Linked DNA regions of Mus musculus: all the other regions are linked to region 2. Evidence: chromatin loops called from intact Hi-C (ENCODE). Cell type or tissue: left cerebral cortex. All regions are shown on one strand.

Region 1 (4,000 bases), 140 kb after region 2:
TCTAGAATATACTACAGAAAGTTTACAGGGTAACAATGCCTTGAATGTTCCTCTGGGTATGTCTGCCGAGACTTTCTTTCTGATATACCCCTTGCCTGTGTCTAATCATGCCACCCATCCAGATCTTCTGGCTGACTCTTGAAGCTGGGTGTGCCAGGCTGGGGTTAGCAAGAGATTCTGGGAGCAGTTACCCTCAATCCGCATTCCCCAGCTCTGGGATCTGATGCCTTTTGTGTCTCATCCCCTTCCCATCAAGTGGACAAGTTCAGGCCCCATATCAGGGAACTGGAGAGATTGGGCAAGATGATGAAGGTAGGTCACGTACCCAGGGACACACAGCAGATATTATGTGCAGACCAAATCATTCTCAGCTCATCAGACATTCTGCCTCTCCCGTTTCCCTCACACTGTCATCTGTTGGGTGCGTTTGTGTCCCTCCAAGCAATCTCTGTCCTGAGTCACTCTCCTCCTAATGGGTTCCTTAGATGTGTGTGTATGAGTGTGTGTGTGTGAGTGTGTTTGTGTATATTTAGTGTGTGTGTGTGTTGATACTTGTAGATGCTTGTTCCCAGCAGTGGACAAACTTGAGTGTCATTTCTTAGGTTCTGTCTACTTCTTTTTATTGAAAGAAGGTCTCTCACTGGCTTGGAATTCTCCAAGTAGGCTAGGTTGACTGATAGGAAGTCCCAGAAATCTGCCTGTCTCTGTCTACCCAATATGGGGATTATGAATGGGAGCCATGCCACATGCCTTTTCTTTTACATGGGCTATGAAGATCTAATTCGGATCTTGCAAGTGCTTTACTGATTGAATGGACTGCCCAGCCCCAGAGGCATCTTTCTAAAGTAGATATCTGGTCATAATTTTCCACCAGAAAATACCCAGACCGGCTCCAGTGTCTTCAGGTACAATGCCACCTCCTTAGCAAGACACACGAGCCTTATCGGGGCTCACTGAGACTGAATCACCAACCACAGAGCGTACACAGGTCAGACCTAGGCCCCCTGCACATATGTAACAGATGTGCAACTTGGTCTTCATGTGGGACCCCTAACAGCAGGAGCAGGGGCTGTCACTGACTCTGTTGTCTGCCTTTGGATCCCTTCCCCACTAACTGGACTGCCTTGCCTAGCCCCACTAGAATAAAATGCACCGAGTCCTATTAGAACTTGATATATCAAGGTGGGATAATATCCAAGGGAAGGCTCCCCTTCTCTAAGGAGAAAGGGGGGAGGGTGAGGGGAGGGGCGTTGAGAGGGAGGGACTGAGAGAAGAGGGGGATGGGGAAACTTCCATTGGGATGTAAAGTAAATAAATAAATTAATGAAAACAAAACCAAAAAACCAAAACCAAAACCAAAAAAAAAAAAAAAAAAAGCAAGCAAGCAAACAAAAAAAAACCCACCCAAAACCTCCAAAATCAACCAAACAAAAAACACACGGGGCCAAAGAAGGTGAAAAAGAGGGTGAATACTGCACTACCCTCCTCCCTTGTTCTGACTCTGCATAGGGATCTAAACAACTGCCACCTAGCTACGGGTGGCTCTTACCCTGATGTCCTCTGGTCCCAGGCTTCTCTCTCTGTACACCTGACCTGTGTCCCCTGAAACCTCCCAGACCTTTGGGCCACTTCTGCTTCCAGCTCCTGTGGCCCAAGTGCTTAGATCTGTCAGAGTACTGGGGATCTAGGACAAAGGCAGAGTCCTCCCCAACAGTGCCCCCGGGTGCTCCTCTACCAAGGCTGGTTTCTGGAAGGCTCTTGAAGGGTGATACTATTGGATTTTGTTTCAGAGGTGGGTTTCACTCCTCCCATGCCCCACACAGCACAGCCTTGCGAGCTGAGCTCAGACGGAGTCAGCCTGCTGCCTCGCCACTGTGAGGTGGTGACTCAGGGGATAACTGTGGGCAGGGGGGCTTTCCAGCAACCCAGTTAGCTGAAACCACACAGCAGCCTTCCTAGCCTGTGGGGTGACCTACTTCTCAGTTCCCGCAGCTTCGACGCCCAGCCGGCAGAATGTTGATGAGGAGGCCGTGCGCTGGCCTCTGGTGAGAAAAGGGGACAGAGATGCCGCTGGTTGATTTGACCTTGCAGAGCTGTGGGGACAGGATGTCCTGTTCTTTCTGATGCTGGGAAGTGGTCTGGGTAAAGGGGACTTCCTGTTAAGTCCGGTAAGTTCCCAAGGAAGGGGGACCGCAAAGGCTGTTTGGTTACACTCACCCAAGAGATTCTTCATTCGAACCCTCCTAACTAACCTTCCTGGGTGCATTTCCCAACCAGAAGGAACAAATCCCAAAGGGCTCCTCGCCCAGCTCCTCAGTTCGTGTTTTAGTGCTGAGGTGAAGAGCGTACTCTCTGCCTTGCATCCACGTGTAAGTACACCCTTCTCTCCCGTCTCAGGGCAGGAGGAACTGCTGGTGGGTCATCCAGGTGACTCACACTGCCTTAGTCCACCCATCCCTACAGAGACACAGAGATGCCTAACAAGGTCACTGGTCTCTTTCTTTCTTCAGTCTGGTCTTAACACCATGGCAGCACCTCCTTTTTCGTGAATCTTTTCCCAGCCAATCCCTTCTCCACGGGGATGGCCCAGATTCCCCTCCTGGGACTCCAGGCAGTAAAACTGTCCTAATTGGCTACTGTTTCCTCTCTCACCACTCTACTCTCTCTGGCTAGGATATCCCTGGAAGCCAGCAGCCTACTTAGCACTTGCCAGCCCAAGGAAACTGACCCTGTGGGTATAAAACATGCCCGGCCAGGCCACACACCACAAGACTTTTACACCCCTCCCCTGTGTGTTTTCATTGCAGGTTGGAGGAGGATAATGTGGAATGGTAGAAATGGGCCTTTAAAATAGGATGGCTTAGCCTTGCCTGGCTCCCTTCGTATTTAGCACCTGCAGGCAGGCCTGGCAGGATCTGCAGGCTACCTGTAAAACAGAGAGAAAGGGGACTCTGGCAACTTCCCTCTATGTGACTGCTAATGCTTGAGGTATACAAGCCATAGGCAGGGAGAAGGTGGGGAGTCAGTCAAGACCCGGTTTGACAAGGGTACTTGAATTTGAGGGCTTCCTGACTTCTCTGACTCTCAGTTAGCTCATCTGTTAAATGGGTTTAATCACACTGCCTACATAGGAAAGATGTAGAAACAGTCCTAATAAATGTCCACTGACAGAAAGATGTGTAAAGAAAACATAGCATCTACAAAGGATGGAATATTATTTAGCCCTCAAGAAGAAGGAATGGGTAAGCCTTGAGGACATTTACTAAGTAAAATATGCCAGCCATAGAAAACAAACACTATATGATTTCATGTACTTGTGGCATTTGGAAGTAGCCACATTCATGGCCTCAGTGAATGGAATGATACCAGGAAGTGGAGAGAGAAGGGAACAGACAGGAAGTTTCCCTGATGCTGAATGTATAAGCTATAGACATTGGGCCTCCAGTGAGCAGCAATTTCCTGAATACTTGCATGTCTGTTAACACGGGCAATCTCATATTGAGAGTTCTTACCACAATAAAAAAGTCATCTGCATGGGAAAAACAATATTACCCACATCACAGAGCTTGCACAGTCTAAGACAGCGTGCCAAGAATATATGCATTTGGTAGTTGGTAGCTGTGCTTGCTGGTAGATGGCTGGGTAAGTCCTTAAAGAGGAAGAATCAGGCAGGTAATGTTATACGAGTTGGGTTCTTTAGACTTCTAATTTATTCTCTCACCCTCACAGTGTCATGTGACTCATATCAGGGACCTTCCAGCTTGTTTTAGACAGGGTCTCTGTGGTTTTTTGCTACACATGCTGGTTGGCTTATGAGCTCCTGTCTCTGCCCCTTGTCTCTCTGTAGGAGCGTTTTGGTCAGATGTGCTGTGGCATCCATCTTTTACGAAGGTTCTGGGATCTTGTGTAGAAAGCGCTTTACCCACTGAGCTATCTTCCAGCCTCTCACTCACTCTCGAGGTCTTAACATTGTGGAAATGTCTTATATATCATTTCTGAC
Region 2 (4,000 bases):
TGTGTGTGTGTGTAGATATTGGCCACCCCAGCTACCTACTGGGACGCCCCCCATTTAAAGCAACAGACCCGCTTGGAGTTGCCCGAGCCCTGCTACCAGGCCCCCAGATCCCCCACCGTGTCCAGGCCACGCGCGGTAATCAGAAGCAGGTTCCTGCTCAGCCACCTTGGCTACTATCCCCGCGTGATGCCACGAGGGCGGGAGGAGCCGGCTCGGCGCGGGCGAGTCTCAAGGTCTTCTCTGCACATCTGGCGCAATTGGGAGCTCTCGCCTTTCTTCCCCTCGGTTTTGTTCTCACAGCTGTGTCCATTCCGCCCGTGACCCCCCGAGTGATCCCTGACAGGTGATGAATTGGCAGCAGCGGCGGCGGCAGCGGCGCGCAGGCCAGGCCGCGGCGGGGCCGGAGCCGGAGCCCCGGAGCAGACTCTCTGGCGCCAGGCGCGTGACGCCGCCCATTCACGCCGCCCTGCAGCCTTGTCCTCGCGGCGCCGCTCAGGCGGCTGCCATAGCAACCGCGCCGTCACTCAGCGCGCGCGCCCAGCTGATCAATGCCTGCAAGGCCCGGCGGTCCCAGGCTCGCCCTGACCGGGCCGTCAGCCTGCGCGCACCTGCAGCCTCTGCACGTCTTAAGTTTCGAGTGATTTGGGGGAAGAAGGAAGACCAAGAAGAAAAGAACAGGGAAAAAAAAGGGGGGGGGGTAAGAGAGGAAAAAAAAAAGGTCTGGAGAGGGAGAAGAAAAGAACTCTTCCTTGGCAGAAGGGGGGCACGGGGGGTGTAATGTGGCTTAGACCTTGCCAAAGCAAAAGGTTTTGCTTTATTTCATTTGTTTTTGCAACAGAGGCGTGGAGCTGGCGGGAGGGTAGAAGTGAATGCAAAGGAGGTCACTGTCTCATCGCAGGACAAGATTTAATTATTCCTCTGGATCTTCTTGTTTTTCGCCTGGATGGCTTTGACTCCAAAAGGAAAAAAAAATCTTTGAAGGACCCTTATCCTCGACCCGCCCACCCCCACCCCGCGCCGCGTTCTACTGACATCCTCTTAGGAACCCTTAGTGGTTATGCAAAGAGCAGCAGACTTTTCCAGAGCGGCCCCACCCCCACCCTGAGAGATGGTGGGATGCATTGCTGCCCCGGTCTTCTGGCCTCTCTGAGACTCAGCGTGCAGCTCCCGCAACTGCGTGCTCATTTCCGCTACAACAGCGGCGGGGGGGGGGCGGGGGGGCAGGCCTAGCCCCCTCATAGTGCTGAGTTTTCTTCTGACATCACCTAGAGTCCAGAAACTTGTAAGTCAGCCTGGAAACGCAGATACCTTCTCTGTCCCGGTTTATCTTAAGGGGAAAGCTCCCTTTTAGGAACCAGATGCCAACATTTCCGGATAGTTTATGGCACCGGGATCCTTCAAGGGTGCTCATCCACCGCTGAGAGTGTTGGCGGCAGTTTTTCATCGCCTGTCCTGCAGAATCACCCTCTGCCGGCCCTAAAACCCAAGGGTGAGGGTGGGAGTGCTGGGGACTTGGGGGAGGGGTTGCGGCGCACAACCCGCCAGCGCGGTTATCTGGCTTATCCGAGTTTGTTGTGGTTTTCGAGGAAACAGCATCTGGGTTGTATAAGGATTCGAGTTTTTGCTTTTCGTGTTTATTTAATACCTTGGCAAGAGGGAGCCCTTATCCTGAAACCAGATAAACCGAATTTGGGTTTAAAAAGGCCTTAGATGAGGAAGGCTTGGACTGAAGGAAAAGGAGCAAAGCCACGAAAAGCAAACAAGACGATGTTTGTTTTTCTCTTTGGGGTAAATTTTTTGAAGACTCGTACACTTCGTGTCACACTCAGCTAATAAATGGCATTAGCGAAGCGCCGCAGCTACTACAATGGCTTAGCCTTAAGTTGGCCCGCCCTTGCCTCGCTCGCCACAATTCCGACCTTAGCTCCTTCTAGGATTCCCTCACAGTTCTGTTTACCTGCAGATCTCGAGCCCCAGCTTTAAAAAAAAAAAAAAAAATCGTGCCAAATCCAATTGCTTGCCACTGTCTGATCCCCTTTTAGAAAGATCATTTTTCAGCCTGGTTCAAAGAAAGCCAAGTTTGGGAAGTTCGGCGGAAGGGTCCGATTTAACTATGGAGCGCCGCAAATATTTTGTTACCAACACTGTAAAGTGCTCCGCTCCGATTTGCGGCCGCCTTTGGCATTCACAAAGGATTTTCCTGCGACTTTTATTCCGGTCACCAAATTTAAAAAAGAAAACTAACTGGACGGAGCGATATGTCTTGGTAAACAATCTCGGACTGCCTGCGAACTGGCGGGAGCGGGGGCTGGCGTCACCCAGTCGGCGCCACCGGGAGGCGCGCGCCGCGGGTCGGGCCACCACCAGAGCCGGGGTCACCGTGGGGACCCCAGGCCGCAGTCCGCTGGGCGCCCCCCCCCCCAGCCCGCCAAGCCGAGAGAGTGCAGCGCACAGGCCACCCGCGTCTGCCCACTGGCGTCCGTGGGAACCCGCAAGCAGCCTGCAACAAGGGCGGGCTTGTCCGGAATCAAACTGCTTCTTAATATTATAATGCCGCACCAAAAGCAAAACCTGGCCCGGCTTGGAAGTCCCTAACAAGAAACACATTGTGTGAGCTGCCCCCGCCTTGGTTGGCTCCAGCCTCGTTTGCGCGCTGGCCGCTCTGCAGACAGCCAAATCCAGGACTGTAGTTTACCCGAACCCGGAGCCTGCACCACGTGTGCCCGGGGCATCCGTGCCGCGCCCCTGGCGGGTTGGGGCAGCTAGAGATGCTTGGGTGCGCCTGCAACTCCAGGGCTCTTGCCTTTTGCAAACTCTGCAAGCCACGGGGCTCATCATCTCTCTGGACATTGGTGGCTCCAATTCAGGCGGGGAAACTTGTTTTTTAAAAAGAGTTTGACGCTCTTCTACTTCCCTAAATTTTTAGGCGTCCCCCCCCCCCGCAACCCCCAGACTTCCTCCTCTCCAATGGTAATTTACAGACTTTTCTGCAGTTAAATGGAAAACCCTCTTCCCACCCCCACCACGTGCTGATCATTGTTGCCCCCAACCCTGGCCCCAGGCACGTGTCTCCATTGCCTTGTTCTGTGGGAAAGGGCAGGACCTGGGCCACATCCTCAGAGAGGTGACTACAGTTGACTGAGAAAGCCAGGACCTTTCTGGGATTGTGAGCTAGACCCAGGAATTTGGGTCATTCTGGTCAGACTGATGGAGTCCCTAAGTCATCCTATCCTGGCACCGGTGGAACTGGGCGTGGCTTGTTGAGATTCGAACAGTGCCCTCAGCAAGAGCCTGGAGGGAAGGCCTGTGAATTGGACCATGCATTCACTTTTTATTTTATAATTGAATTTTCTTTTGAGAACCTTTTAAATGAGCACTTCATCTAAATTATTCCCATCCCTGCCTCCGTGTTCAAACTCAGTGTTCCTCTCCGCAGCACGCGGTCTCTTCTTTAGTTATTATTGCTACATGAGTCTAACACACACAAACACACAGAGTACTAAGTCTATGCAGCTCTGCTAATATGCGCAAGCATTTAGGGCCCACACGGGATTAGATACCCTATCTGGGAACTCTTCCCCAGAGGTCTTAATTTATTCTTTCTCCGCAGCCATTGACTACCCTTTAGGTCTAGGGGTGGGACCACGTGGAATTTCCTCCTCTCACGTGGCATGTGGTGGTGCCACCATGCGGGTCTCATTCAGGATACCATATTGTTGAGACTTCACATATGCATTTTCCATGTCTAGGGGTCAGTGTTTAGCAACAGGCACCCAGGACCTCTGGGTGTAGATATAGGGGGAGAGAGAGTTTAGGCACTGCACAGTCATTTATCCTCCAGTTGTGGATCTCAACAACAGTCTCCATCTGTTGCAAAAAGAAGCTTTTTAAAAAATGAGGTAAGAGCTACACTTACCTGTGAGCATAATGATCCTATCTAGAAAGTATAGGGCCAGAGAGATGGCTCAATGGCTTAGAGTACTGACTGCTCTTCCAGAGG
Region 3 (4,000 bases), 240 kb after region 2:
TGAAGAAGCTGAGAAGGGTAGCTATCAGCTTGGTATGGTAGTATACACTTGTAATATCAGCACTTGGGGGAGGACATGGGAGAGTCAGGAGTTCTGGGTCATCCTTGGCTACCTAAGAAGGCCAGCTTGGACTGTGTAAGACCATTTTACTTAGCAAAATAAAATAGCAAAAGTAAATACTATCACTACCACCATCACTGATGTTACCACTATCAAAAAACCCAAACCCGAACAAATAAGCAACAACAAAAGAAAGAAAGAAACACAGAAAGAAAATGGTAGCTTTGAATCAGTGTAAAGCAGGACATGAGGAATTAGAGAACTTATGGAGGAGATAGGATGTTAAACAGTCAGGACATTTGGTAGTGGGTACACAAACCACAATGGAAACCAGGGGACAAGAAAGCTTCAGGGCACAGGACAGCTTCAGGGTGGCGGAGGTCCTGACCTTCCTTAAAGGACTGGGACAGGTCATAGAGCAGAGGGGGAGGCAGGAATAGGCTATGTCATGCTGGAGAGCTGGGGATTTGGGGACACTGGTCAACCTTTAAAATAATACCAGAAGAACAATACCTGTAGAACAATAGTTGTTGCCAGCTGCATGGTGTCCTATCTTGTGTCTCATGAGAAATACATGCCACCCCCTGTGTTCTGAGTGGGACAGAATGTTCTGGAACAACCTACCTCTTCCGTGTTCTATATCTTAGGAAAAGGTAACCAGCCATTACTTGCTTGTGGTGGGAACATGGCTCTATCCTTGTCTCTTTGTAATGTTGACCATGGCTTTCAATCTTAGGAGGATTAGAGTGTAAACTTGCCACTAGTAGTAGGCTCCCATGTGGCTTTCTGTGGCCAAAAGTGGTGTGTCCTATTTGCCAGCATTAAAAATAATTCCACGTTTTGCACCAGTCAGCCCTCACTGGGATAAGAAGTACATATAACACATTACAATTTTTTTTTTATTTTGGTGTTGTGGGTGTAGGCACTCAGTGTTGTGTGAAGCATTTAACTGAGATGACGCTAGCCCACTTGATTTGGAAGAATTCTTATCAAAGTAAACAGAAAGGGGGCTGGAGAGATGGTTCAATGGTTAAGAGCAGTGGATGCTTTTCCAGAGTGCCTAGGTTCAAGTCCCAGCACCTATATGGGGGCTCACGACACCTTTCACTCCAGTTCCATGGATCTGAAGTCCTTTTCTAATCTTTGTGGGCACCATGCCTAGCACATGGTACACACACACACACACACACACACACACACACACACACACACACACAGGCATACACGCACCAAATGTTCATACACATAAGAGTATAAATATAAAAATTAATTTCAAACAAAGCAAGCACTGAGTCAGAATGATGCACAGGCAAATGAAAGGGTCACTTTTGTTTTAAAAATGTTTCCAGACAGTTTGGACACTTCTAGAAGTGTGACCTGCGCTCCAAGTCTCAGATGGAGGGCACCCCCGCCATAAATATTTAGCATTTCTTGACAACACGAGGCTCTATTTTAAAGGCTTCCGGGCTCACTGTGCCTCATGTCAGCAAACGTTAGCTGTAGGCTTTACCTTTCCGAGAAGGGTTCTGCAGCAGGCCTTCAGCGAGCTCGCACACCTACACGTCACAGATGGCTTTGCTTTAGCGGAGATGAAACTGCATTTGGTGGAACTGATTAAATATAAAAACACCACCATCTGCCATTTATTCTAATATGAAATGGTTTGGGCAGATGCTGACATCTCTCGCCATGATTGATTCATCCCTGACAAGGGAAGATGCGCCGCGGGTTCCAGCTGCCCACTTCTCAAGCCGCGGTGCTTCCCAGAGCCAGTGCCAGCCCCGGCAGTTTGATTTGGACATAGCAGGTGAACCGAGAACTTTCCTAATGAGAAGCCTCCAAGCACTTCCGCCGTCTTTTCCCCTCCCCTCACTTCTGGCCTGAATTGAACTGGGAGAATATTTTACACCGGGCTACCGGCTATCAAGTGGTTGCTATGCCTTCCTTGGGATGACTAAAGAAGTACAGTTGTTGGAAAATAGTGAATGTATTCACATTTTGGTCTTGAAAACATTCTTGACGCCTTACACATAGGCTGCTGCTGGGTTTAAATTATTTTAAAATTATTTTTTCTAAGTGGACAAGAGGGTTTCATTTCAAAAGCTATTGTTTACTGAGAAGCCACAGCACATGTTACCCACTGGCTGAGAAACAGCTGCGTCCATATTGCTTAAACATCCATGGGTATTTCAATGCCCTTTATAGAGGGCTGTAAAGCGAATCTTTTCTGTAGGAATAATTTACTAACATTGTTTTAAACCATTAAAGTAATTTTGGGAAGAAAGTATAAGGATCAAGACACTTTCTTGGTGCTGGGATTAAATCTTTATATTTACGATGTGATTGTTAGAGGTATATTTCTTTTTCCAGAAAATCCAAGGCAGAGTGAAGCTAACCTCTATCTTGAGTTTATTCTGAGTAACCAGGGGAAGTGTATATGACTATTTGTGTGTGTGTATGTGCGTGTGTGTGTAAGCTAGAGGCTGATGCTAGGAGTCCTTCTTGCCCATTCAAGTGTATATGACTATTTGTGTGTGTGTGTGTGTGTGTGTGTGTGTGTGTGTGTGTGTGTGTGTGTGTGTAAGCTAGAGGCTGATGCTAGGAGTCCTTCTTGCCCATTCTCTACCTTACGTTTTGAGATTAGGTCTCTCACTGAAACTGAGGCTTATTGATACAGAGAGGCTGCCTAGATCGTGAGTGTCAGGGATCTTCCTGTATCCCCCATGGTCATCCCAGTCCTGGGTTTGCTGGGAGTTGTTGCTATACCTGTCTTTTTATGCAGTTTCTGGCAATCTAAAGCCAGGTCCTTGTACTTGGTCGGCAGAGCAGCTCCGTCCCTAAATATTCAATTAAATGCAGTAAAACGGTGACTGTCAGGATGCCTTTATGCCGGGATCATGCACATTCAGACATGTGTGATGGTAATGTACCCACTGGTCTGTCTATGCTCGTGAAGAATGACTGTTGAATCAGAGGCTGTGCATGTGTTCTCTCCTGGTCCTTTATTGCACGGATGCTTTCTGGCCCAGTGATGCCAGCAGCGGATTCTGTTTTGCCATCTGTGATGGCTCCTTAGCAATGCCCTGTAGGGTTTCTAGGGTCTTTCCCTTTCTGTCCACCCCACCCACACCCCCACATGCACAAAGTTTGGTGTGTATGTGTGTGTGTCCGTCCCATGGCATATATACAGAGGTCAGAGGAGACAACCCTTGGGAGCCAGTTATCTCCTTCCACCATGTAGATCTTGGGATTGCACTCAGGTTGTCAAACTTGGCAGCAAATGCTATAATCCACAGAGCTTTATCACCACCTCACAATACTTATATTTCCTCACTTGCCAATCATCAGTCGCCTCTCTTCTGTTGGTCTTGTATCGTTCTTGTTCTCCTGGATGAAGGAGAACAGAAGGAGCCCCCTTCCATGTCATGGGTGGGCTTGACTGGTTCAATGCTTCACTGCCTCCTCCCAGATCCTCCCTCTCTTTCGATCCCAGGCTCTGTGTTTCGCTCTCCTTGGGTTCTTTCAGCCCCATCTATCCTCCTCCCTGGCTTTCTTCTCCCTGGATTTCCTCTCTCTAGCTCTCCTTGCCCAGAGCAGCTGCTTGACAGGAGCTGTGGACACAGGGAGGAACAGTATGCTGTCATGTACCTGCCTCCCGGACAGAAAAGCCACACTCTAGAGTCTAACTCCAGAATCTCAGAGAGAGAAAGAGAGAGAGAGAGAGAGAGAGAGAGAGAGAGAGAGAGAGAGAGAGAGAGAGATACTTTGGGGTCTTCCAATAGATAAAGTGAAACTAAGGTAAGCTCCCCTCAGCCTGATGGGTATCCCTGATGAAGGGACCATTTGGACTGAAATCTCAGATAGGGAAGCTGATGACATGAAGATACACAGGGAGAAGACAGGCATCCTCACATCTGCATCTGTCCTCAGAGCCTCAGAG
Region 4 (4,000 bases), 370 kb after region 2:
TCCATCTTCTGAGATCTTCTTTAATTTCTTTCTTCAGAGACTTGAAGTTCTTATCATACAGATCTTTCACTACCTTAGTTAGAGTCACGCCAAGGTATTTTACACTATTTGTGACTATTGAGAAGGGTGTTGTTTCCCTAATTTCTTTCTCAGCCTGTTTATCCTTTGTGTAGAGAAAGGCCATTGACTTGTTTGAGTTAATTTTATATGCAGCTACCTCACTGAAGCTGTTTATCAGGTTTAGGAGTTCTCTGCTGGAATGATATGATCTCCTGAGATTTCTAACATCTCTTAAAATAGCACCATTAGGTAACAGCCAAGAAAACATAGGAGCTTATGAGGGAAACTTTCAAATTGAAACACTAAAAATTAATTAATTAATTAATTAATTCCATGAGCATTCACTGTATGCATACTTGATCTATGTGTGTTGTTACATACTCAGCAAAATGATCCTCAAACTGAGAAGAGATGGAATATAGACGATGCGAATGTCAAGCATTCTCATAACCGATATGGATTAGGCTGGGTTCCATGCCAGGAGCTCTGTTCAGCCTTGTCTGTGAACTGACCTGCGGATCCATACTATAGATCAGGTAGTAGAGAACTGGGCACTGCAAACATACTGCTCCTTTAATGTGCCTTGGGTTCTTTGTGGTATCTGACTCCAGAACTTGGGATCTTAGTACCTGTGCCACAGAAGACAGTGGAATGTAATGAAAAGAAGTGCCCAGTTCCCTGAAAGAGAGGCAGGGGGTTGCCGGGGTGGGTGCGTTATAAGGTGGTGCCTAGAGAAAAGGATCGGGAAGTCCACTATTCTCGAGACAGACTTTTGGCCTTGCTCATGAATATATTGCTGAAAAATAAGAAAATGCCAAACTAAATAGCTCTCTACACGTTATAATAAGAGGGGAGGAAGGGAGTGGGAGGGAGTAGCCAGGAAACAAGACTGACTGTGGGAGATAAGAGAGCAGTCAGTGGAACGAGGAGCTCTCCCTCGTGCTTTTCACGACTTCAGCTCACAGACATATGCTCCGCAGTCTCCTCTCTCTCCCTTTGCCAAGAGCCCCGCCTTCGCCCGCTGGCCTTCAGCAGCTGCTCTCCCCTGATAGGTGCCCATCAGCACTACCCAGCCTCACTCCGGTTACTTCCGGTGCACACCTTGACCCCTGACTGTCTAGATCCCTCCCTCCGCTGTAAATGGTAATAGAAGTAGCTATCGCCCTACAGATTCCTGGTCCTAATTTTGGCAAAGCAATTCTTTAAGTGCTTCAAGTGTTAAAGGATTAACCCTTTCCTTCCAGTCCTAATTTTATGAGTACCAATGACAACCTTGACACCTAGTGTGTTGCCAAGTGTAAAACACATGCAAGGAATTTGGAAGTGGAGATCAGCTCGGAGAGTGCTTGCCTAATGTTCACAGAGCTTTGGGGCTCTATCCTCAGCACCTCAGAGACCAGGCCTGGGGCACATAACTGTAAATCCCAGGAGACAGAAGCAGTCATCCCTGGCCATCTAGTATGTTTGAGGCGAACATGGACTACATCTTGTCCATGGAACAAAAACACTAAAGTAAATGTTTTTATGGTTTAAAGTGCATCCCCTCCACCCCAAACAAATAAGATAGGGGAGAGAAACAGAGATAGTGATGCTCTGAACCTTGGTACCTTAGGCTTTGACCTTAGAGATGGTCTTTCCAGAAGGTCTCCCAGAGAGGATGAGGTCATTAGGTTGGGCACCGAGCGACTAAGAGCAGTAAGAAGGGAACAACACAGAGGGTACTATGTGGCCATACAATTAGAATCCAGCTGGGCTTTTCTAGGCATGGGCTACCCAAGATGCCCAGATAGGAGACCACAGAAGCTAGAGCCCAGCAGCTCAGATCCTGGCTCCCAGGAGGAAGAGTGGCTGCCATATGTGGTACAGACTCCCACCATAGAAAACGAAACACTTCTCTACGCTTTTAGTTACAAAGGCCCAAGCAAAAATACACAGTAAGTATCTAGAGCCTACAGAAAGGAAAATGGGCCTTTATTGTGAGTTCCCAGATCTGTTGCTGGCCTCTGAGATGGTCTTTCATATATGCCATGCGATTTGCTTTGTTTATTTGTTTCACTTTCGTAAATGATGGAAATTCAAAACTAAGAGTTTGATTCTTGGATGTTCTAACTTTCCATATTAAAAAAAAAAGTCCCTGTGAGTCTTTGATGAGAGAGAGAAGGAAGGAGGTTGCTGGTGTCACCTGGGACTGCATGTGATGTTAGGTCCATCTATAAGAACTCTGAAGGCTCATCTCTGAGAGCTAGCATTCAGTCATCAGAGGAAGTTCGAGTCATCATGCACTCGCGAGGAGTTTGTCACGCACGAATTGGTACCTGGCAGGCTCCGTCTTTCCTAGGATTTCTGCCACCAACTGTCACTACATCGTTTTCAATTTGCACATCCCCATCAGTGCCAAGCTTGAAGTACCTCTGTGCGACTTGTAATTACAGAAATGCTCCCACGGCCCCTCCCCAAGTCCCCAGAGGCTAAATTTGCACATGTTGACAAAGTAATTCCTTGATTTTGTTTTCTGAAGGAGCACTGTTGTAAACAGCCAGTCGGTGTCAGAAACAAGCAGTGTTTCCTCCTCTACAGCTTAATTGTTCTCTTGATTTCCAGGTTCTCCTCTCCTATGAAATATGGCATTTTCCAGTGTCTTGTATGTAAATAAAGCCATGAGAACATTACACAGGTTTAAAAGCTCAAGACATATGATAAATGGAGGCTTCTCGGGTTCTCCCTGGGGGTCCTGATGGTGGTCCCCAGAAAACATGAAACAGAGGATTAAGAACAGACAGGAGCAATGGGGCATTCTGGAGATGTAGTCAGGGTACCTGGGCACTCAGCTGCTTCTTCCAATGGCCATTGCTTGTTGGCACTTTTGACCATCTGCCACAGTTTCCAGCCATGTAGTGGCTACTGTACACACCACTGATTTGGTCTCTTGGCTATAATGCACCCAGTGACCAGACATCATAGAATCAAGGCAGGTCTAGCTTTCGTCCAAGTCCCAGGCCACCACCTGGCTCCTGACTTCCTATGTCCTTTCAGGTCTTCCTCCTGGATGTTTGTCAGTTTTATTCTTCTGACTTCAACCTTCCATGGAGCCAACCAACATGGAAAAGCACACAAAGGATCCATACCATCGTCGAAAACAACCAAACAGGATCTTTCCTCCAGCCTCCTGCTCAGAGGAGACCCCAGAATCTCACTTCTTTCCCTGTATAAACCTTCACAACCTTCCTACGCCGCATTTTCTGGTTCTCACGGTTTGTTTACCCTGGTATTCTCTGTACTCCACTCCCCTGCACAGATTCCAACTCCAGTGGCCACCATTTTCCTATGATTCAGGTTAGGATGTTGTTTAGGTCATACTTTTCTTGACTTCAAAGCAGCTAGTGCTGGTCTGGTGCCTGGTAGGCAAAGAGGAGCGGAGAGGAGGGGGAGGGCAGGGGTAGTCTGCTCTACTGGTACTCTGCCAGTGGCGTTCATTCCCACAGTTCTGTCCTCCCCACACCCCCTATCATTCGGCCAGCATCTTTCTCCCTCACTGGTGGATGTGTTAAGACTAACACCCATACTGTGCCTTATCCCCCATCATCTTTACTCACCTGGTTGGAAGTGTAGGTAAGAAGATCCAAAGACACTTCTTTCAGCAGGAAAGATGAGTTCTTCAGGCTGCCTCTCCTGTCTACTCTGGAGAAGTTAGTGCTTTATCTTCACTTATATTTTTCTAGCATGTTCAGTGACTAACACATAGATTAAGCCAGAAGTTGCCTTTTTTTTTTTTCTACAAAGGGATAGATCATAGATGTTTCAGCTTCTGTAGGCCTTTGGGTATCTGTTTCCTGTAGTCAGCTCTGCTGTAGTATGACAGCAGCCATGGTCCCATGTGGGAGTGAGTGATGCTATAGTTTACAGATCATAAGGCTGATAGAATCCAGCCAGAGAACACAAA
Region 5 (4,000 bases), 89 kb after region 2:
CAGGACTGTAAACCTCAAGGCCTGCCTCCCCAGAGATCCACTTCCCCCATGTAGGCCCTTGTTTTAGTTACTTTTCTGTTGCTTTGATAAAACGTCATGACCAAGTCTACTTCTAGAAGAAAACATTTATTTTGGCTTATGGTTTCAGAGGACTACAATGAGTGATGGAGGAGGGAAGATCAGCTCACATTTTGATCCACAACCACGAGGTAGAGGAAGAACACTGGGAGTCTTTTAGAACCTCAAAGTCCACCCCCAGTGATACATCTTCTCCAACAAGGCCACACCTCCCAATCCTCCCCAAACAGTTCTACCAAGTATTCAAAATAGGAGCCCAAGGGGACTATTCTTTAAATCACCACAGCCTCACCTTTAAAAGGTTCCAGAAACTTCCCAGAGAGCACCATGAGCTGGAGAGCAAGTGTTCAAACACACAAGCCGGTGTGGGACTTTTCCTAGCCAACCTGTAACACTCAACAACCCTTCTGCTCCTCTGTCTTCCAGCCGAGACATGCCACTGTTTGTTCTTGGTCCTCTGGGCAGGTAGCAAGAATCTTATGGGAAGAGCCATCTGTTCTCATATGCTTTGAGTGTGAGATGTTGCTGCTCAGGACAGTTGACTATGCTTTGCTGGTCCTGAATTTGCCTTCAGTGATGACATTAGCCAAGGCAGGAGTGATTATACCATACAAATTGGCACAAGCTACAACAAGGGCTGCTTTTAATTTCTTTACTCCCTGGAGCTGATTGTTGCCCCTCTGCTAGTATGCCATATCCCCAAGACTTAAGATTTCCTGGGGCTCACTCATTGGAAACCTCTACCTCAGACAAGGCTCTGTCTGGATTGGATGTTGGGAGGCCTCTGGCATCCTTGCAGCTTTCTTATCTTTGCTGCGTGTCTGGAAGTCTTCTGTCTGTCTTTCAAAGGCCACAGTGGCCTAGGCTCCAATTTACTGGGCTCTCAGGTTCTGGACAGCAGGAGGGAATCAGGGCTGCCCACTGTAGCCTTTCTTAGGATGGAGTAAGATGCAGTAACTTCTGTTTCTTTCCCTCCACATTCACATAGCAGCATCTCAGGGAGGGTAGCATGGGGCCCAGGATCTTAGAGCTGACATTTCTACCTGCCAAAACATAGTGAGATTTAAGTGTGAGCAGAGACAGGAAAGGCCAAGGGCTTTCTTGTCCCTTAGAGAGAGACAGGCCATGCCATGTTCCCTGTGGAGGGTACCTGCATGAGCTGGGGTTCTCCCATGGCAGGTCCCCATGTTTGCTCCATCTGACAGATAAGGAAACTGAGGTTCAAAGAGGAAGTAACCTGCCACAGACACAGACTGTGAGGGACAGATGTGAGAGCTTCTCTGGGGCAGAACCAGAGGCTGGCTTCCACATTTCTCTAGGCTCAAGTACAGAGATCAGCTCAGGACCAACATTACCTTCAGACCCCTCGTTGGATATCCATATCTTCCCGACTTGCTGCATGAAGAAGGGGTTTCCCCAGCTGCCTATGAGAGGCCAGTAGGAAGTGCTGCTGTCCCCGTGTTCAGCCTTGTGTATCAGGTCTGTGGCTTCTCCAAGGCTCACTGAGGCAATTGGAAGGATCCTGAGGTTTTGAAATTGCTACAGGCTTTGCTTGGGTTGGTAAGCCAGCTGACAAAGTAAAGGCAGGCATGGGGTGGTCACCATGGTCTCTTTTGGCCACATCTGATGCCTAGACCCCCTCATTCCTGCTTATAAGCCCACAGTGCCCACTCCCATGTGAACAACTAGCTCGTACATTTCCCCATTCGGCCGGTGGTGAAAACTGTGCTATTTTAAGCCCACATGGAAGTATGTCTTTTTTTTTTTTTTTTAAAATAAGGACCATCTGCTACCGGCCCCAGCCCAGATGATACAGTTGGAGCCTACCCACAGCATCCTCTCCCGCCTTCAGACGGTTCCAGGAACGAGAGTGAGTCAGACTCAGCTGAAGCACGTCTTGCTAACCCAAGCAATAGCCCAGGGGCCCAGCATAGGGGACCACCTGCTCCCAGGGCAGGTGTTCCCTGCAACCTCTCCACACAGGGAAGGAATCTCACCCTGAGCTTCATGGGGCACTCAGACCCGCCTTCCAGATGTGCCCCTTCCCTTTCCAAGGGACTGCAGCCAGCCACAAGTTCAAGCGCAGCTGCTACAGCTCCTGGCCCTGGCAGCTTGTCACAAAGCGCGTCACACAGTGAAGCTGGTGGCTCACAGCTCGGTCACTTCCTGCCAGTGGCGGCTCTCAGAAGAACTCCTGGGTCTACTTTAGGTGCAAAAAGGGTAATTGCTATCAGGAAAGGACGACCAGGGGTGGCGTCGTAGGCAGCTGTGTCTCTGGGCCATTGAGAAGGTACCTTTAAACACTAGTGGCTCAGCAATGCTACCCAGCTATCGGCCCAGGTGCAGCTTTCAGCTCTCCACCTGGCTGCCCTTCCTTAGCAACGAATGTCTCATTGTGAAGAGAGGCCATTAGCTTCCAGTGCACATCTGGCTTACAGACCATGCTTGCTCCTCTCAAGTGTGAGGCAAATACAGGATTATCAGACCCATCTATGATGCCAGCAAATGTGAAGGAGGACCACACATGGGAAGGGTTTGTTCTGCTGCCCAGCGATCGATCATGTTTTGTATCATACGGAGCTGTGACTGTGCCATCTGAGTATGCTGAGAAGCTGTAGAGACCTGGAAGGCCAGACTCTCTGGACTTGTCACCACCCCAATGCACTTCTTGAGCCCTAGAACAGCCTCCAACCCCAGCCCCAAGGGACCCTCAATAGAGAGTTCACAGGTAATGGTTCTCCAGCCTGGCTATTAGATCATTGTAGCTTTGGCCTTCATTCGTGATGCTGGGAACCTGGGGACCCCAGAGGCCAGGATTCAGCTTGGTGTTTATCTTCTCTGAAGTTCCCTTTCTCCTCCCGTGGTTATGGCTGTGCCTGGATGTGCTTGTGTTGGACAGAGCACGGTCCCATTGTGAAGTCACAGCACCAGTCCCCACAACGGGTTCTGGGGTCCTGTTGGGGCCTGAGCCCTTTCAGTCTTGAGTCCCTGCTAGCATAACTTCCTGGTCTGGAGTCTATCTGCTGCTCCTGTAGAGCCTTGCAGTTTATCTGTGGTCAGTTTTCTCACTCATTTCCTGCCAGCTGCTACTGGTTTTTCAGTCAGCTTCTAGAGCTACAGTAATTGGGAAAGTGCACAGTCCAAGTGGTTCACCAGCTGTGGCAGGCGGGACGTGAAGAGTGAGGCATACTCTGTGTCGAGCAGAGACGGGCACCTCCACCCAGACTGGGTCTGTCCCTTGGGCCTCTGGGAGTGACACAGAAGAGGCTCTAGGGCACATACTCATTGTAAACTGAAAGCTGGTGTATGTATGCATGTGTGTATGTGTGACATAAGGGATTTTTTTTTCCTGAAGCCAAAATAAATGGTTTCATGTTTTGAGAAGGCTGAGTTTGGTCTCTTTCACGGGGAACCCTAGGCTCTCTCTTTCTCTTTGAGGTGTGATGGGTGAGTTGTGCTAGGCCACTGACTGGGCTATCTGATCACACTTAAACTTTTGTTCCTTAGCATTTACAAAAATGAAGAGAAGGAAATTCCCATAGTGGAGCAAATTACTCCTCCAGCCCCAGCTCTTTGGACATGTCTATTTGTTATTCTCATTTTATGCCGTGGAATAGTGTATTGGAGCTGCTCACATGCCGGCAATCACTACTCAAGGGTCTCTCTATCCAGAGGCTTCTCTGCAGGGGTGGCCCTGTGTGGACAGCAGAGTCCCCAGAGGGTAGAATAAGGACCAGAGGGAGAGCAGTCACCTGGGAACTTGTATAAGGGGTGGGATGCAAGGCTGCCTTGAAGCCTTAGGCCCGGGGCCCAGGGGATTGGGCCAGCCATCTGCCTTCTACCTCTCAGCTGGCCCTTCTACCTCTCAGCTGGCCCTTCCTATGACATCATTAGTAGATTTTTATTAATCTGTTGGTACATA
Region 6 (4,000 bases), 62 kb after region 2:
GTTCTTCTCTTTCTCTACAGGGGATCTAGCTGAGTGGCCTTACAGCATCCCCACTCTTCCAGTCTCTAGCTGCAAATTCTCCCTTGCATTTAGCCAGCCCTCTAGGTCACAAGGAGATACCAGCAGAGCCACCATTCCCTATGGATCCACCCCTTTGTGACCTGAATGCTCGCCTTCCATGAAAAGAAATAAGGCTTCTCTGTGTGACCAATTCTCAGACTTGAAGGGCAGAGAGGGTCATGGGACCTCTGCTCAGGGTCATGGTGAGATTTGACATGGTCACTAAGGGCTTCTTTAGGGAGCTTTGTAGAAAGTATCTGATTTTCCCATTGTCACAGAGTCAAATAAACCATAAGTGTTTCATGACACATGCCACCGGTGTCATATTTTGTCTTGTGGAAAATGTTTGACAATGTCTTGAAGGGAAAAATGAGGCCATGGGTTGGGGGGTGGTATGATGTCTGTCTGATGTATGCAAGAGGCACGCCTACTCCCTGGAATACCAGACCCATCAAAAGTCAGAGCAATTTAAAGAAAAAAGTCTGCTTTGCTGGTTTGTAGAGTTTGACCTCCCAAGCAAGGATGATTGATTAATTCAGGGGTTCATTCATTCATTCATTCATTCATTCATACACTAGTAAAATTTACTGACCATGTGTTGGTCATGATGTTAGGTGGCTTGTAGAGACACTACCCTGAACAAACTTAGCATCCTGGCACTTACAGACTTGTGGGACAATCAGTTTGGATCCTAATCCTGCCATTTCCTGTGTCATAGTGGGCAAGTCATTTAATGTTTTTGGATCTTTGATTTTATTTATAAAATGGAGATAGGAATTCCTACTTCACAGAGGAGGCTGCGGTAGGTGCTTGATCAAGTCGGCTGCCACTACTGCTATCTTCTGGTCTATGTGCTGCCATTTTCCTTTAGTGGGAGAACTGGGAAGCTTTGAATTGCTGGCTTTCCAAACTTCTGGCTATCTTGAGTCTTAAAGTCCCTTGGAAGAGGCTCAAAGAGCTGCCTCACTGGCCCCTGGGATGCCAGGTTGCAGACAGTCTAGCCACCAGAATCCAGGCAGTAGCTGCACCCTGTTCTAAATTCTGTTTCTCCGTGTACTCTGTAACTGGGCCACTCTGTCAGACATCCTGAATCGTTAATGACCTTGAGAAGCAATCCCAGCTCTGAATGTGGGATTCTGTTCTTTGAAGTCACCCACTTTCTTTGTGGGTCTGTTCTCCCCTCTCAGGCACGCCTCCTTCCAGCTTTGATGGTGCCACTGTAACAACTGGGTTTGCAATTATTAATTCCTGTGCACAGCAAGGTGCAGTTTTAATATACAGAAAATATAATTGCTATCTTGTGTAATCATTTTCTGAGGGCTGAAAGTGTAACCTTTAATTAATATTTCATCGGCAGGCGGGGCAGGTTACTTGAATAGGGCCTAAAAATATTGCTGTCCCAGTATGTAGAGAACGTGAATTGTGAGACGCACAGCCAGTGTCTGCTATGCCATTGTTCGGGGTTGCTTCTAAAATTAAAGCGGTTAACCCGTTAACCCGTAATCACATGGGCTGCGGCTCCTGGAGGGCAGGGCTGGTGGAACGGGAAAGGGACATGAGTCTAGGCAGTAGTTCTCAGCTGCCACCTGCCTGCAGCAACAGAGCCACTGCACCTGCCTGAGAAGTGAATGTGGGACATGGGGGCTACAAGGCCAACGAGTCTCTGATCAAAGCCAGCTTCTTGGAGTATGACCCGCAGACCCTGGGGCTGGCTGGACTTCCCCAGGCCACTGGGTTAAGGAAGCAGGACAGGTGTCATCTTTGATGTTCCAGGAGCCGGACACCTGAAATTTCAAAGTACAGCCTGAGGGAGGCCAGGGGTGCTCCCTAGTAAACCTGGGAAGCCCAGTGGTGAAGGAGGGCAGTGAGGGCTGGCTGAGGGGCCTAGCAAGGAAGGTCAAGAGTGCGGATAATGGAGTCTCTGAGGTTTCAGTGGCTCTCTGTGGTTCTTAATGGCTCCTTTCCCAGTTTGGGGATTCTGGCTGATTAGGGTCCTAGGGCTGGCTGGCTCCTCGGCGGAGAGCAAAGTCCTTGGTGCTCCATGTGTTCTGTGCAAGTTTACATAGTTGACGAGTCATTCCACACACAGGACATTCTGACCTTAGTGATGTCCCCTGAGACCTGGGGCAATGTGCAGATAGTGTTAACTTCTTCATCCTTTCTATGGCTGGATCTCTGACTGTACTTGGCTCTGCTCCCCATCTCTACAGCCACGGGGAAGGAGCCTCTTCCTGTAACGGAGCCTAGGACACTGAGCCAAGTGTGGCTGAAGTCGCCAATCTGACAATCCATGGAGTTCACCTGTGGGGTTCTGGGGCTGTGTGCAGTGTATAGTGTTCGGTCAAGTGTATGTGCCCACTGTTGGCTCCCGTGGTCCTTTCAGAGCCCACTTTCATCCATCTGAGTTTTGACCCCTTAAGCAAGGGAATAAGCACCCCCAAGGGGCTCATTTAAGATCACCCCAAGAAGGCTGTCTCTGTGTTCTTGGGTTTATTGAGTTTTTTCTTGTAATTATCGATGATCTTTAGATGAGGAGACAGTGGCAGATTCTGTGCATCCCTTAGAAGCTTCCTCAGTGACAAAGGGGTGAGGTCGGCCACCCCCCCCCATTCTGGCCACATGCCCCAAGGGGCCACTGTGGGGAGGTGGGAAGGGGTGAGGACCTGATTCCACTTTCCTTCTGGGAGGAAGTATTCTCTGCCACCCCTGAGGAAGAGGGACAGAATGTGGACAATGGCCCTTGTGTAGTTCCACAGGCCCTGTCTCACCTGCTTTCCTGGACAGGCTGCCATGCTTGCTCTTCCCATCTGACATACGAAGACCTCAGCCCTGAGGGAGGAGATAGACATAGCCGGGGTAATGAGGATAGCCAGTCATTTTCTGCCCTCCTAGGGGAGCTGGCCCTGGAGGGAAGGGCTCTCGGCGTTGCTGCAGGACACAGCCGCCTTCTTCCCCAACTCTGTTTCCTTGGCTCTGCTACTGATGGCTGTCACCCAGCTCTCAAAGTCACTTCCAGGAGGCCTTCCGGGGTCATCTTAATGTTTTCTCCCTATTTGGTCCCTTTGCAAACACTCTGGAGCAATACTAGGTCACAGATTTTCTTTTTCTTTTTCTTTTTTTTTCTAGTCACCTCTCAGAAGTCACCCAGTCAGTAACTGGCACATTTCAGACTTTGTCTTAATGCAAATAAGATCATCAAATGCAGTGTATGGGTGATGATGTATACAGGATCAGGTTTATATAGCATGTACAGGTATGGGTACACTTCCACCAGCCGTGTCTGTGAAAGCCAAAACAGGCCACACAGGGCAGTCAGTCCCTCCTTGGGGATTCAGTGTGACACATCAGAATATAGATGTTTGGGGAAATCGTTCTTCTGTTACTGCAAAGGTACAAAGCAGCCCTCTGCACAGACCTGGAAGCCCACTCTGTGGCAGCATCACAGTGGAGGCTACACGGGCAGCACATCTGGTTCCCTCTGTGGGGGTGATGGCGATTTCAGTAGTTGGATTCTTCTGGGCCATGCTGCTGATAACCTTGGATGCCTCCAGGGAGCTGAGGCCAGAGGAGGTTACTCAGGCTGCCCCGTGGGGGTGGGGGTGTTGGTGTCCTCCGCAAAGGAGTAGTTGGCATTAATTCAAATAAGCGAGTGTGTTGGGAGGACAGAGGGCAGGGCTTGCTAGGCAAGGCAGTGGCAGTGGCCTCAGGCTCAAACTGAAACCTCTCGAAGGCCACTGCCTCAGAATTGTTCAAATGGCCACACAGAACAACCTAATTGTTTGTGTTTGCTCAGTCAGGCTCAGCGAAATGAAATGGCTTGTCTCAGGTCACACAGCAAGTGAATGACTGGGGTGGGGCTTAGGGCCTTTCTTGGGGGCACTCTGAAATCTATGTGCCTTGGTAGGGTAGAGATGAGGTCTCTTTTCAGGACTTCCTGTAC

The links. Hi-C counts contacts between places; a loop is a spot of excess contacts. Peaks named below come from ENCODE experiments on the same cell type or tissue, not always from the same donor. Only the 100,000 strongest peaks of a DNase experiment are listed, where the experiment ranks them.
Region 1: a loop joins it to region 2, with 5 times the contacts of the local background. A loop is called at or near these places in 8 of 42 quality-filtered maps.
Region 3: it touches region 2 in a loop (2.8-fold over the local background); 2 of 42 quality-filtered maps call a loop at or near these places.
Region 4: a loop joins it to region 2, with 3.0 times the contacts of the local background. A loop is called at or near these places in 4 of 42 quality-filtered maps.
Region 5: it touches region 2 in a loop (8-fold over the local background); 6 of 42 quality-filtered maps call a loop at or near these places.
Region 6: a loop joins it to region 2, with 2.4 times the contacts of the local background. A loop is called at or near these places in 14 of 42 quality-filtered maps.

What each region holds. Positions count from the first base shown.
Region 1 is chr12:25,238,341-25,242,340 of GRCm38, forward strand. No RefSeq gene overlaps it. Among named protein-coding and RNA genes, the nearest start is that of Gm36441, 31 kb to the left of the region's middle. In left cerebral cortex, no CTCF peak of the experiment used is centred here; DNase peaks (open chromatin) are centred at 2,017 and 2,583; H3K27ac peaks cover 1,843 bases.
Region 2 is chr12:25,098,433-25,102,432 of GRCm38, forward strand. No RefSeq gene overlaps it. Among named protein-coding and RNA genes, the nearest start is that of Id2, 4.3 kb to the left of the region's middle. In left cerebral cortex, CTCF peaks have their summits at 2,315, 2,519 and 2,760; DNase peaks (open chromatin) are centred at 4, 481, 1,137, 1,341 and 3 more places; H3K4me3 peaks cover 2,877 bases; H3K27ac peaks cover 2,838 bases.
Region 3 is chr12:25,342,839-25,346,838 of GRCm38, forward strand. No RefSeq gene overlaps it. Among named protein-coding and RNA genes, the nearest start is that of Gm36723, 11 kb to the right of the region's middle. In left cerebral cortex, no CTCF peak of the experiment used is centred here; a DNase peak (open chromatin) is centred at 1,653; H3K27ac peaks cover 298 bases.
Region 4 is chr12:25,466,943-25,470,942 of GRCm38, forward strand. Gm36723 (a long non-coding RNA gene) reads left to right here. Exons shown (of 12, transcript XR_001780577.2): 10 at 3,094-3,746. Among named protein-coding and RNA genes, the nearest start is that of Gm36886, 5.7 kb to the right of the region's middle. In left cerebral cortex, no CTCF peak of the experiment used is centred here; DNase peaks (open chromatin) are centred at 998, 1,850 and 2,388; H3K27ac peaks cover 468 bases.
Region 5 is chr12:25,187,395-25,191,394 of GRCm38, forward strand. The region is part of intron 5 of Gm36287 (a long non-coding RNA gene); the gene reads left to right. It overlaps Gm36496 (a long non-coding RNA gene), which reads right to left and starts at 3,450. Exons shown (of 3, transcript XR_381348.4): 1 at 2,076-3,450; 2 at 1,434-1,647; 3 at 111-1,121. In left cerebral cortex, no CTCF peak of the experiment used is centred here; DNase peaks (open chromatin) are centred at 1,940, 2,161 and 3,137; H3K27ac peaks cover 1,607 bases.
Region 6 is chr12:25,160,006-25,164,005 of GRCm38, forward strand. The region is part of intron 4 of Gm36287 (a long non-coding RNA gene); the gene reads left to right. Among named protein-coding and RNA genes, the nearest start is that of Gm36287, 22 kb to the left of the region's middle. In left cerebral cortex, a CTCF peak has its summit at 1,649; a DNase peak (open chromatin) is centred at 1,115; H3K27ac peaks cover 708 bases.